Linked DNA regions of Homo sapiens: region 1 is linked to region 2. Evidence: chromatin contacts called from ENCODE Hi-C or POLR2A ChIA-PET data. All regions are on one chromosome and are shown on one strand. Each heading gives the region's core, a stretch centred on a gene start or an enhancer-like site at or near the end of the contact. The rest is flanking DNA. Distances are from core to core; before and after follow the strand shown.

Evidence for each region. Hi-C counts contacts between places; a loop is a spot of excess contacts on that map. ChIA-PET counts read pairs that join two places held with the same protein, here RNA polymerase II (POLR2A). Pooled maps may share reads with other maps.
Region 1: a map with no recorded cell type shows a loop between it and region 2 (1.9-fold over the local background). The contact joins two enhancer-like sites. A Hi-C loop is called at or near these places in 2 of 168 maps with a recorded cell type or tissue (IMR-90 and PC-3), 1 of 37 single-sample maps with no recorded cell type and 4 of 50 pooled maps. POLR2A ChIA-PET finds 5 or more read pairs at or near these places in 4 of 52 experiments (AG04450, BJ, HepG2 and 1 more).

What each region holds. Positions count from the first base shown.
Region 1 is chr7:140,561,613-140,567,362 of GRCh38, forward strand. It overlaps DENND2A (DENN domain containing 2A), which reads right to left. Exons shown (of 20, transcript NM_015689.5): 9 at 5,474-5,661. Among named protein-coding and RNA genes, the nearest start is that of DENND2A, 76 kb to the right of the region's middle. Within about 2 kb of position 3,204, at least 2 of the 41 ENCODE cell types and tissues checked have a DNase peak (open chromatin) inside an H3K27ac peak, as active enhancers do.
Region 2 is chr7:140,594,077-140,599,708 of GRCh38, forward strand. All of the region lies in intron 3 of DENND2A (DENN domain containing 2A), which reads right to left. Among named protein-coding and RNA genes, the nearest start is that of DENND2A, 44 kb to the right of the region's middle. RefSeq lists enhancers at 1-315, 253-547. Within about 2 kb of position 3,671, at least 4 of the 41 ENCODE cell types and tissues checked have a DNase peak (open chromatin) inside an H3K27ac peak, as active enhancers do.

The DNA of each region.
Region 1 (5,750 bases), core at 1,954-4,453, 33 kb before region 2:
CCTGCCTCAGCCTCCCGAGTAGCTGGGATTACAGGCATGCACCACCACACCTAGCTATTTTTTTTTTTTTTTTTGTATTTTCAGTAGAGACAGGGTTTCACCATGTTGGCCAGGCTGATCTTGAACTCCTGGCCTCAAGTGATCTGCCTGCCTCAGCCTCGCAGAATGTTGGGATTACAGGCATGAGCCACGGTGTTTGGCCCTAACCTAAATTTTTCTGTAATAATTTGCATCAATTTCTTTGTTTCCAATAGCTTGCTAGTGAGATCCACTTTATTTATTTATTTATTCTTTTGAGATGGACTCTTGCTCTGTCACCGAGGCTGGAGTGAAATGCTGCAATCTCGGCTCACTGCAACCTCCACCTCCTGGGTTCAAGTGATTCTCCTACCTCAGCCTCCCAAGTAGCTGGTATTACAGGTGCCTGCCACCACGCCTGAATAATTTTTGTATTTTTAATAGAGGCGGGGCTTCACCATGTTGGCCAGGCTGGTCTCGAACTCCTGATCTCAAGTGATCCCTGACTTGGCCTCCCAAAGTGTTGGGATTACAGGCGTGAGCCACCGCGCCCGGCCCGAGCTCCACTTTAAAACACCCTTGCAGACAATTTCTGAAGTTGGCAAGCCAGCAGTCCTGTTCACTGCTCCTGATGGTCAACAAGCCTTCCCAAGGTCACCATGTGTCAGAGAGAGGAGGGCTCTGAAGAAGAGTATCCAAAGGCACAGAGCACCAGACTGATTGTTTCCAACTTTAAAAACCACTTCCTGGCTGGGGCGTGGTGGCTCACGCCTGTAATCCCAGCACTTTGGGAGGCTGAGGCGGGCGGATCACGAGGTCTGGAGATCGAGACCATCCTGGCTAACATGGTGAAACCCCGTCTCTACTAAAAATACAAAAAAATTAGCTGGGTGTGGTGGCGGGTGCCTGTAGTCCCAGCTACTCAGGAGGCTGAGGCAGAAGAATGGCGTGAATCCGGGAGGCAGAGCTTGCAGTGAGCGGAGATCATGCCGCAGCACTCCAGCCTGGGTGACAAAGGGAGGCTCCGTCTCAAAACAAACAAACAAAACAACAACAACAAAAAAACCCGCTTCCAGTATGATTCCCCTCAGGCTAGACCAAATTTAATTGAAGCCATGGGGTGCCACTAATACTAGTGGTTAAGACAGCAATCAATCGGTAAAACACAGTCACTATTTATAGACTTAGTTGTCCTTTAGTTGTTCTTCTTCAGAATAAATAGCCACTATTTCTTTTCTATATAACAGTTCTCTCTTCCATCCACGATGACACAGATGAACCCAACTGGCCCAGGAAGTCTTTGAGTTGGTAAATCACAAGCTCAGACTGTCCCCTAAACAGTAATTTTGACTGTCCTTGCATAGTCATGCAAAGAAGCAAATACCAGCTGGGTGTAATTATAGGAAGGGGTCATTAATCACCACAGAGTGAATGACTTAAATTATAAAGAAGACCAAAGAAAGGACCAGCCAAGAATACCAAAGGGAGGAAGAATACCAAATGAGTTTCTCCACAAAGGAAACAGCATTCAGGACTGAAGAGCAGACCTCGTGGGGAAACAAGTTCCAGCCCTTTTCAACAGCCCAGTCACTACTTGCATGCACCCACCCCAGATCACACATAGGACACACACAAATACAGGCACACTTGTGCCTACCCACACGTCATCAACCTACGAGTTATCAGCGCATACATACACAGGCTCATATATGCACAGGAGCACAGTTACAGGAAGCTGCACACGGAAATTTCCCACAAATACAACTAATCACAGATGGCTGGAAAACAGCCCAGTCTCCCTGAACTGTCAAAGATAAATATGGGATAGGAAACATTTTAATGGAACATTAGCATGCAAATAGGGGCTGTGCCTTGATTCAGGTGACTTGACAGAAGTGAGGGATAAAACCCACAAAAAAAGTTTAAAAAGAGAAGAGAGAGAAGGAGGAAAAGGGCCTTTCTACAGAGGGAGCAAGGGAGCAAAGACAAGGAGATAAAATGCCTGACATGTAAAAATGCCTGTACAAGGATGATCACCATTGCATTAAAAAAAAAAAAAAAAAAAAAAAAAAAAGCCAGGCACAGTGGATCCCAGCACTTTGGAAGGCCGAGGTAGGGAGATCGCTTGAGCTCAGGAATTCGAGGCCAGCCTGGGCAACAGAGGAAGACCTCGTCTCTACGAAAAATAAATAAATAAATAAGCTGGGCATGGTTGCATGCGCCTGTAGTCCCAGTTACTTGGGAAGATGAGGCGGGAAGGCTCACTTGAGCCCAGGAGGTTGAGGCTGCAGTGAGCTGTGATCGTGCCACTCCATGCCATCCTGGATGACAACAGCAAGACAGAGATCCTGTCTCAAAAATACACACACAGGCAGGGCATAGTGGCTCATGCCTGTAATCACAGGACTTTGGGAGGCTGAAGTGGGCGGATCATTTGAGGTCAAGAGTTTGAGACCAGTCTGACCATTATGGTGAAACCCCATCTCTACTAAAAATACAAAAATTAGTTGGGCATGGTGGTGCATGCCTGTAATCCCAGCTACTCGGGAGGCTGATGCAGGACAACTGCTTGTACCCGGGAGGTGGAGGCTTCAGTGAGCCAAGATTGCACCACTGCACTCTAGCTCAGGCAATAGAGTGAGACTGTGTCAAAAAAAAAAAAAAAAATACACACACACACACAGAAACACTGGTAGCCAGATACATTTCTAACAGAAGGGGACTGGTTACATAGAAAAATAGACTAGGGAATACTCACATATTGGAACATTGTATAACTTGAAAAATGATGTTTTAGAATTTTTATTAAATATGCTTATAAATAATGAGAGGTTTACAAAAGAGTACACGCAGCACGATACAAAAATTCTGCAGTGTATAATTCCAGTTTTGTAAGAACATTACACCATTAGAAAAGACTGGAAGAAAAAGAAAATGTTAACAGTGACGGTCTCTGTGTGGTGGGATTACTAGTGATTTCTTTCCTAATACATTTCTGGATCAGTTTCCTTTTAAACAGTGAATGTGCAACTTTACTCTAGAAAAAAAATTTAATGTGGGTGACTCCAGGCTGGAAACAATAATCATTTGATCATTATGGTGAGTCATTAATTAACTAACTCATGAATTAATGCTTCCTTGATTCCTACAACACTGATTAAGCATTGCCACGTGAACAGCATTGTGCTAGGCCCCAAGGCAATGAACAGGATAGCAGGACAGCCCTTCACGCCTCAGTGATCTCTGTTGTGAGTCAGTGTGAGCATACCCAGTGGCCTCTCTTACCCATGGGCAGCCCCCGGCAAAAAAAAATCTGGGCATACCTGTAGTAGTGGGGTGTCAGGAGCTCATTCCTTAGAGGTGTGATAGCTAGAGGAAGGTGAGTGTCACCTTTGGAAGGCCGGTGCCTATGGTTTACTTCAATCTACATAATTGCTATCCTAAACTCCAAAAATAGGACTTGATTGTGGTGTTAGAGCACAGTGGGCAGGATGGAAGGAAGGCTGGCCTACAAAAGGAGGGGAGGCCTGGGGACAGCAGGATCTGGGCCTTGGTAGATGCTGGGGTTATGCCTGGGTGGTGATGGCAAAGGGAGTCCCTGAGTGGGCAAGGACAGAAGCTCCCTCCCTTCTGCCCTCCCTGAGGCATGAGTCTGTCCAGAGACCATCAGATTCTACCTGGTGAATCTTTGCATGCTTTTCTGGGGGTGGGGGGAGATGGTTATTTTATGTCCTCCTGGGAGAGTTTAAATTCCTTGAGGACAGGAGACACATTTTGTTTATCACTGTAATCCCCTAGGGCCAAGCAGAAAATTGCTTGAATGCAATATATTCTTAGTAAATTCTGGTTGAACTGAATTAGAATATGGTGGAACCTCTTTAATACTGATGTCAAAGCCTAAGAATAATTTATAAATTATTGCCATGTTGCTTCAGGCTATATTAAGTGCCATTTTATTTATTTTATTTTAGGTGCCATGATTTAACATATGGTAAAGCTGAATTCATACGGCCATGGTCCATGACATAAAAGTGTCCCAGGTGTGTGAACCACAGCGAGTCCATCCTGAGTAGGGGCTGGGTAAAATGAGGCTGAAACCTACTGGGCTGCATTCCCAGATGGTTAAAGCAGAGACAGGAGGTCGGCACAAAATACACGTCATAAAGACCTTGCTGATAAAACAGGTTGCAGTAAAGAAGCCGGCCAAAACCCACCAAAACCAAGATGGTGATGAGAGTGACCTCTGGTAGTCCTCACTGCTACACTCCCACCAGCATCATGACAGTTTACAGACGCCATGGCAACATTAGGAAATTATCCCATATGATCTAAAAAGGGGAGGCATGAATAATCCACCCCTTGTTTAGCATATAATCAAGAAATAACCACAAAAATGGGCAACCAGCAGCCCTCAGGGCTGTTCTGTCTATGGAGTAGCCATTCTTTCATTCCTTTACTTTTTGCAATCTCTGCTCACTGCAAGCTCTGCCTCCTGAGTTCAAGCGATTCTACAGCCTCAGCCTCCTGAGTAGCTGGGATTATAGGCGCCTGCCACCACGCCCAGCTAATTTTTGTATTTTTAGTAGAGAGTGGGTTTTGCCATGTTGGCCAGGCTGGTCTCAAACTCCTGACCTCAAGTGATCCGCCCACTTCGGCCTCCCAAAGTACTGGGATTACAGGTGTGAGTCACCGCGCCTGGCCTCCTTTACATTCTTAATAAATTTGCTTTCATTTTACCCTGCTGACTCGCCCTGAATTCTTTCTTGTGTGAGATCCAAGAACCCTCTCTAGAGGTCTGGATTGAGATCCCCTGCCTGTAACAAAAGGAAGGGACATACACAAAGATGCACAGCACACAAGCAAAGCAGAAGTTCAGCATAGACACAAGTATGATGCTGCTTAGGGAGACTTGGGGCTTCAGGGGAAAGAGACTTCTAGGCTAGGTTAGGAAGAGATGTGGCTGGCTGGATAAGGAGATGGAAGGAAAGGGCAAAGAGGATGGCACGGTCAGCACAGGGACCACAGCAAGTGAGAAAGCATTTCTGGCCATACTATTTTTTTTTTTTTTTTTTTTGAGACGGAGTTTTGCTCTGTCGCCCAGGCCGGAGTGCAGTGGCGTGATCTTGGCTCACTGCAACCTCCATCTCCTGGGTTCAAGCGATTCTCCTGTCTCAGCCTGAGTAGCTGGGACTGCAGGTGTGCGCCACCATGCATGGCTAATTTTTGTATTTGTCTGGCCAAACTTTTTAAGTCCCTGAATCTCTCCTTTCTGGGACCTCCCAAATTCTCTAGCAGCAGCATTTTTTTTTCATCTGATATACCCTAATTAGGACCCATTTTCAAGATTCTAGATGCTAGGTGTTCCTCAGACTCCCACACCTCCCTCAATTCATGAGTCCCAACAAGGTGATGGTTAGAACCCTGGCAGGCCACAGGGACCTGGCCACCCTGTTACCTTCAGAGGGAACTGTTGGGTGAGTTCTGGCACGTAGGCAGCCCCGGCCTGCTTCTTGTGCAAAGACACAACCACAAAGTACTCGAAGAGCTGCCTCTCCTGGTACTCGATGAGTTCCCGGGCAAGTGATGGGTACCGAGGCGCCTGCTTCAGCCGGGACTTCACGTTGACCAGGCGCTGGCTGTGAGCTGGGTGAGGGAGGGAGAGAGAAAGAGAGAAAGAGAGAGAGAGAGAGAGAGAGAGAGAGAGAGAGAGAGAGACAGAGTGAGCAAAGAGC
Region 2 (5,632 bases), core at 2,421-4,920:
TTTGTATATTTACCCGAAACGAGGTTTCACCATGTAGGCCAGGCTGGTCTCGAACTCCTGGCCACAGGTGATCCACCCCCTTCAGACTCCCAAAATGTTGGGATTACAAGCGTGAGCCACCGTGCCCGGCCTTAAACATGCAAATCTGATTATCTCTCTCCCCTTCTTAAAAATGTTCCTTTTTTCCATTGCCCTTAGGTAATAGGCCCAAATCCACACCTTGTGTATAGGTCCAGAAGACCTTCAGGCCTCACCCCAGACCCTTCCTGGCCCTCAGGCCACACTCCTGCCTTGCAGTTCCTCTGACATGATGCAGTCTTTCCTGTCTCAGGGCTTTCACCTATTAGTTCACTCAAACTGAACGTCCACTCCCCACCCTCCCGCTGGCCCGAGCGTCACTTCCTCTTGATCCCATCTGTTTCCCTGATAGGCTACACATCCCTGCTGAATGTTCCCATGGCACCAGGATTCCTCACAGCACTGACAGGAGTTATGATCACGACACCAGCTGTGTCCTTCCAACTATTACTGGTCTGCAAATCCCGTGAGGACAGAGTCTCCGTCTATCTCGCTCATTATTACATTCCTATGTCTAACACTCGATAGGTGCGTGGTAAATATTTGTTGGTTGAATAAGTGAATGAGTATTTTATTTTATTATTTATTTATTTTCGCTCTGTCGCCAGGCTGGAGTGCAATGGCGCATCTCAGCTCACTGCAACCTCTGCCTTCCGGTTCAAGCGATTCTCCTGCCTCAGCCTCTCAAGTAGCTGGGACTACAAGTGCGTGCCACCATGCCCAGCTAAATTTTGTATTTTTAGTAGAGATGGGGTTGCACCATGTTGGCCAGGAAGGTCTCGATCTCTTGACCTTGTCATCCGCCTGCCTCAGCCTCCCAAAGTGCTGGGATTACAGGCGTGAGCCACCTTGCTGGACCATTTTGTTTTTTGAGATGGAGTCTTGCTCTGTGCCCAGGCTAGAATGCAGTGGCAGGATTTCGGCTCATTGCAACCTCCACTTCCTGGATTCATGTGATTCTCCTGCCTCAGCCTCCCGAGGAGCTGGAATTGCAGGTGTGTGCCACCATGCCTGGCTAATTTTTGTGTTTTTAGTAGAGACAGAGTTTCCCCATGTTAGCCAGGCTGGTCTCAAACTCCTGACCTCAAGTGATCTGCCCACCTCGGCCTCCCAAAGTCCTGGGATTACAGGCATGAGCCACCATGCCTGGCCCCGTGAATGAATATTTTAAAAGCTGGTTTTAAGTGCTACATTTACTGTTTATAATTTATCCCTACTTCAAGATTTAAAAAAAAAAAGCAGCTGTATTATTGAGTTAATTTTTAGTAAATTGTTTTGAATCCATTTCCCCCAGGATTATTTTCCTCTATGGATTAAAAAAGCTTGGCTACAGGCCAGGTGTGGTGGCTCACGCCTATAATCCTAGCACTTTGGTAGGCTGAGGCAGGCAGATGGCTTGAGTCCAGGAGTTCAAGACCAGCCTGGGCAACATAGCAAAACCCTGCCTCTACAAAAAATACAAAAATTAGCTGGGTGTGGTGGCATGTGCCTGTGGTCGCAACTACTCCGGAGGCGGAGGCAGGAGAATCACTTGGCCCAGGAGGCGGAGGTTGCAGTGAGTTGAGATTGCACCACTGCACTCCGGCCTGGGAGACAGAGCAAGACCCTGTTTAAAAAAAAAAAAAGCTTGGCTAGCCTGGCACCTAGCGACCATTTAAAACATCATCCAGCTGGGTTAGAAATCAAGGATGCCACGCGCTGACTTCCATCCTCCTCCTCCAGCTGCCAGAGTCTTTCTGCCTGTCTCTCCTGAGTGGCCACGGCAGCTCTTCCCCATGGCTCGCCATACTCAGGAAGGGCTTTCCTACCACCAGGTGCTCAGGGCAGGCGGCTAGGCAGGAGGAGACTTCCGTTAGCTCTCAGCTTGCATTCTGTTATCGGGTAACTCCTCCACCGTGTACTAGGATCACTCACAGGGTTTCTGCTTTTCTCTATCCTGGATCTAAACCCTAAATGTCAGAAGGAAAAACTATTTCTGTCCCTCATTGTGGCTAATATCCAACGATTTCCACCTTTCAATGAGAAATGACATGAAAATCACTCTTGTAATGGACAACAGCAACCTTGGAAGAGCAAGCACCGTCTCTCTGTTTTCCAATGCAGCTTCTATTGAAATAAATGGCTTTACTAAATCAAGTTTCTCAGAAGCTTCCAGAGTAGCTTTTGCTCTAAACATCAACTTAATCAAACAATGCGCTCCTTTGAAGACTTGAAACATTCAGTTTTTAGACGTGGTAATTCCGAGTTGTCTCAGGGATGCCTTGCTGACTGAGATGGACCACAGCTTGGCTGGTAAGTTAATTTTAACTGTTAAACCTGTGAGAGCCGAGGGTTGCTGCCCAGCCAGAGAGCTGTGGGGATCCGTATCAGTCCCATAGAAGATGGAAATTATGGAATCAATAACAGCACAGTGTGATCTGGCAGCCATATAATGACTGAGGTTTCACGTCCTCAAGAAGTTCTGAAAGTCTTACACTAAAGCTCCAAGGAAAGGCCAAATCTATATGATGCCAAAATAATCAGCTGAAAAGTTGAAATTTTGGTCATTGCAGTTATTTGGTTTCATAAAGATCTACAAGCTGTCACATGACCAGGTTAAACTAAAATTTAAAAATCTGAATTCCAGTTAAGACATTTTGAGTATGTAGATACATGTGAATTCAGGATGGTGCTCACACTTAAAGAGTAGTAACTTTTCTTGTTAAATGTCGGCCTTAAGGCATTCTTGCCAGAGCTATTAAGTGTATGCCATAAAACACATATAACCAAGTTAATGTTGTTGTAGGAACCTTATCTTTGGAATTTCCTGACATTTGAGGGTTTCTCATTTTCCATTTTAGGATTGAAGGCCTAAGTCCTTGCATTTAATTTCCTGGGGCTTTAAAGAAATGAAGAAAGAAAAGAGAAGACAGCAAATAGAGAGGGAGAGAGAAAAGGAGGGAAAAGGAAGGAAAGAGAAGAGGAGAAAAGAAAAAAGAAGAGAGAGAAACAGGAAGAGAAAAAGAAAAATACGCTTTCTTAAACCGAGGATCTGAATCCGCTGGTTTTGCTCTTAAGGAGGTGAAATAATTGGCCTATGAAAATAAGCTGAATACATTCTCTAAGGCACACACAGCCTGGCCATGAAATTTGAAACCCTCATAACCTCTAAATCCTTAATCATTTCTTTCTTCAACCTTGGTTTGGCTTTCCTCCCTCAAAGAGGGTGGTGCGTCTGCCAAATTCGTGGTACAGTCCTTTTTGTTTTTAAGAGATAGGACCACAATAAAGAGCATACTTTATTTTTTTAAGAGTAGAAAGTGAATATCTTGCCCTAATCACCTCCATTGTACTATTTTAAACAAAATGAAAAACCCAAAGTCAAAATTGTTAAAACACAGCTGATGAAACCATATTCAAACTGGCCAAGAAAAATTTCATCTTTGGACTGAAATAAGTAACTTTAGCTGTTTATAAAGAAAACACTGGAAGACTGAAAAGCGCAGATGATAGTTAAGAGAGAAAAGATAATGGGAATAACTGTTCCCCAGGTTGACTCGCCTGCCCAGTGATGACACAGATGAAGGATTCCAGTTTCCCAGAATCAACCTGTCCCTGGGGGTGTGGGACCTCCTTGGAGGAAGAGCCAGAAGGGGCGTGGAAGGGCTGCTGTGGGAAGCACTGGGCAGGGGCAGGGAAGTCATGGGAGTGCTCGGGGACCCGGGCTTTGGCACTGGCTGGAGAAAGGATTTATTATTGGAGATGGATTCAGATTTTCTCAGAACATAAAGAAGGAAGCATCTAAGTTCTTCTCCAGACCTCAAGTAACACTGAAACTCAAACCTAGTAAAGATAGTGCAATCATCCTGTATGTATTCTGCAAAAAAAAGATAGTGCAATAAAACCCAAGTCTAGACCAGTCTAATTTATTTACTGATACAAAAATCTTAAAATATTAGCAAATAAAATTCAGTAGTACATTAAAAGAATAATAAACCAGGCCCGAATGGGAATTCATCCCCCACATTTAAGGATGGGTTAATATTAAAATATAAATTCAATATGAATGGATCAGAGCAGAAGAATCATATGATCATCAGGAGTTTCTGAAAAGTACTTTAACAAAAATCTAATCTCTAGTCCTAATTTTTAAAACTCTAAGTGAAAAAATAAATATAAATGGACACTAACTTGATAACATAAAAACATATCTCAAATAAGAGTGCCTGTGAGTGAAACTCTAGATGCGTTACCATTAAAGTTAGGGGCGAAGTAAGACTGTACGCTGCTTTCAGCACTACGATTTAACACTGTTCGGAAGTCTCAGCCAGTGCAATTTGGTAAGAGAATTAGGTATAAATTAAAAAGAAAAGGTAAAATGATGATTCTTTGTAGACAATATGGTTATATTCATAGTTTCTATGAATCAACTAACAGACTATTAGAAATAATAAGAAATTTAAGATGTCTTAAAAAATACACATATATATACACACAAACACACACAAAATAAGAGTTTTCTTAAATACAAAGACCATATGAGAAAAAAGACATTAACCATTGCATTAAAAAGAGAAAAGACTTAGAAATAAATGTAGCAAATACATAGCATGTCAAATAATTATATATTAATTACAAAAACCCCCACATATTTTATGTATGTGAAATTTGATAGTAATATTTAGAACATTCAGAAAAATACAGGCAGAAACACTCAAGACATTTTTGGAAAAGGTGAATAATAAGTAAATAAACAAACAAGAGGTTTATAATTACTAAAAAGGAGAGAGACAAAGTGATTATTATTTTTTTTTGCATATGACATGATGTTATATATAGGAAGTCCAAGAGGATCAACTGACTAATTATTAGCAACATTAAGAACTTTCTATAAGCTCTACTAGATATTAAAATACATTATGGTCTGGGTGTGGGGCTCATGCCTGTAATCCCAGCAGTTTGGGAGGCCAAGGCAGGCAGATCACTTGAGGTCAGGGGTTCGAGACCAGCCTGGCCAACATGGTGAAACCCTGTCTCTACTAAAAATACAAAAAATTAGCCAGGCGTGGTGGCGTGCGCCTGTAATCTCAGCTATTTGGGATGCTGAGGCAGGAGAATTGCTGGAACCCAGGAGGTGGAGGATGCAGTGAGCTGATATTGTGCCACCACACTCCAGCCTGGGCGATACTCTGTCTCGAAAAAAAAATAATAATAATAATACATTATGAAGTTAAAATAATAGTTTGGTACTGAAAAAAAAATAGCCTGATTAATTAAACAGAATGGAGCCAGAGAAAAATAAAACACTTCACACATATTGAACAGGCTCTGTACTAAGTTTATGTTATACATGTTAACTCATTCAATCTTCACAACAACTCTGTGAAGTGGTTACTATAATATAATTATCACCATTTTACAGATAGGTAAAATGAGGCCAACACAATTTAGTTGCTTGTCCAATGTCCCACAGCTAGTAAGTAGCAAAACTAGTAATGCTATATGCTCCTTATCACAGCATTATTTGTAAACTGGGAATAACTTATATATATTTACATATATATATACAAATATA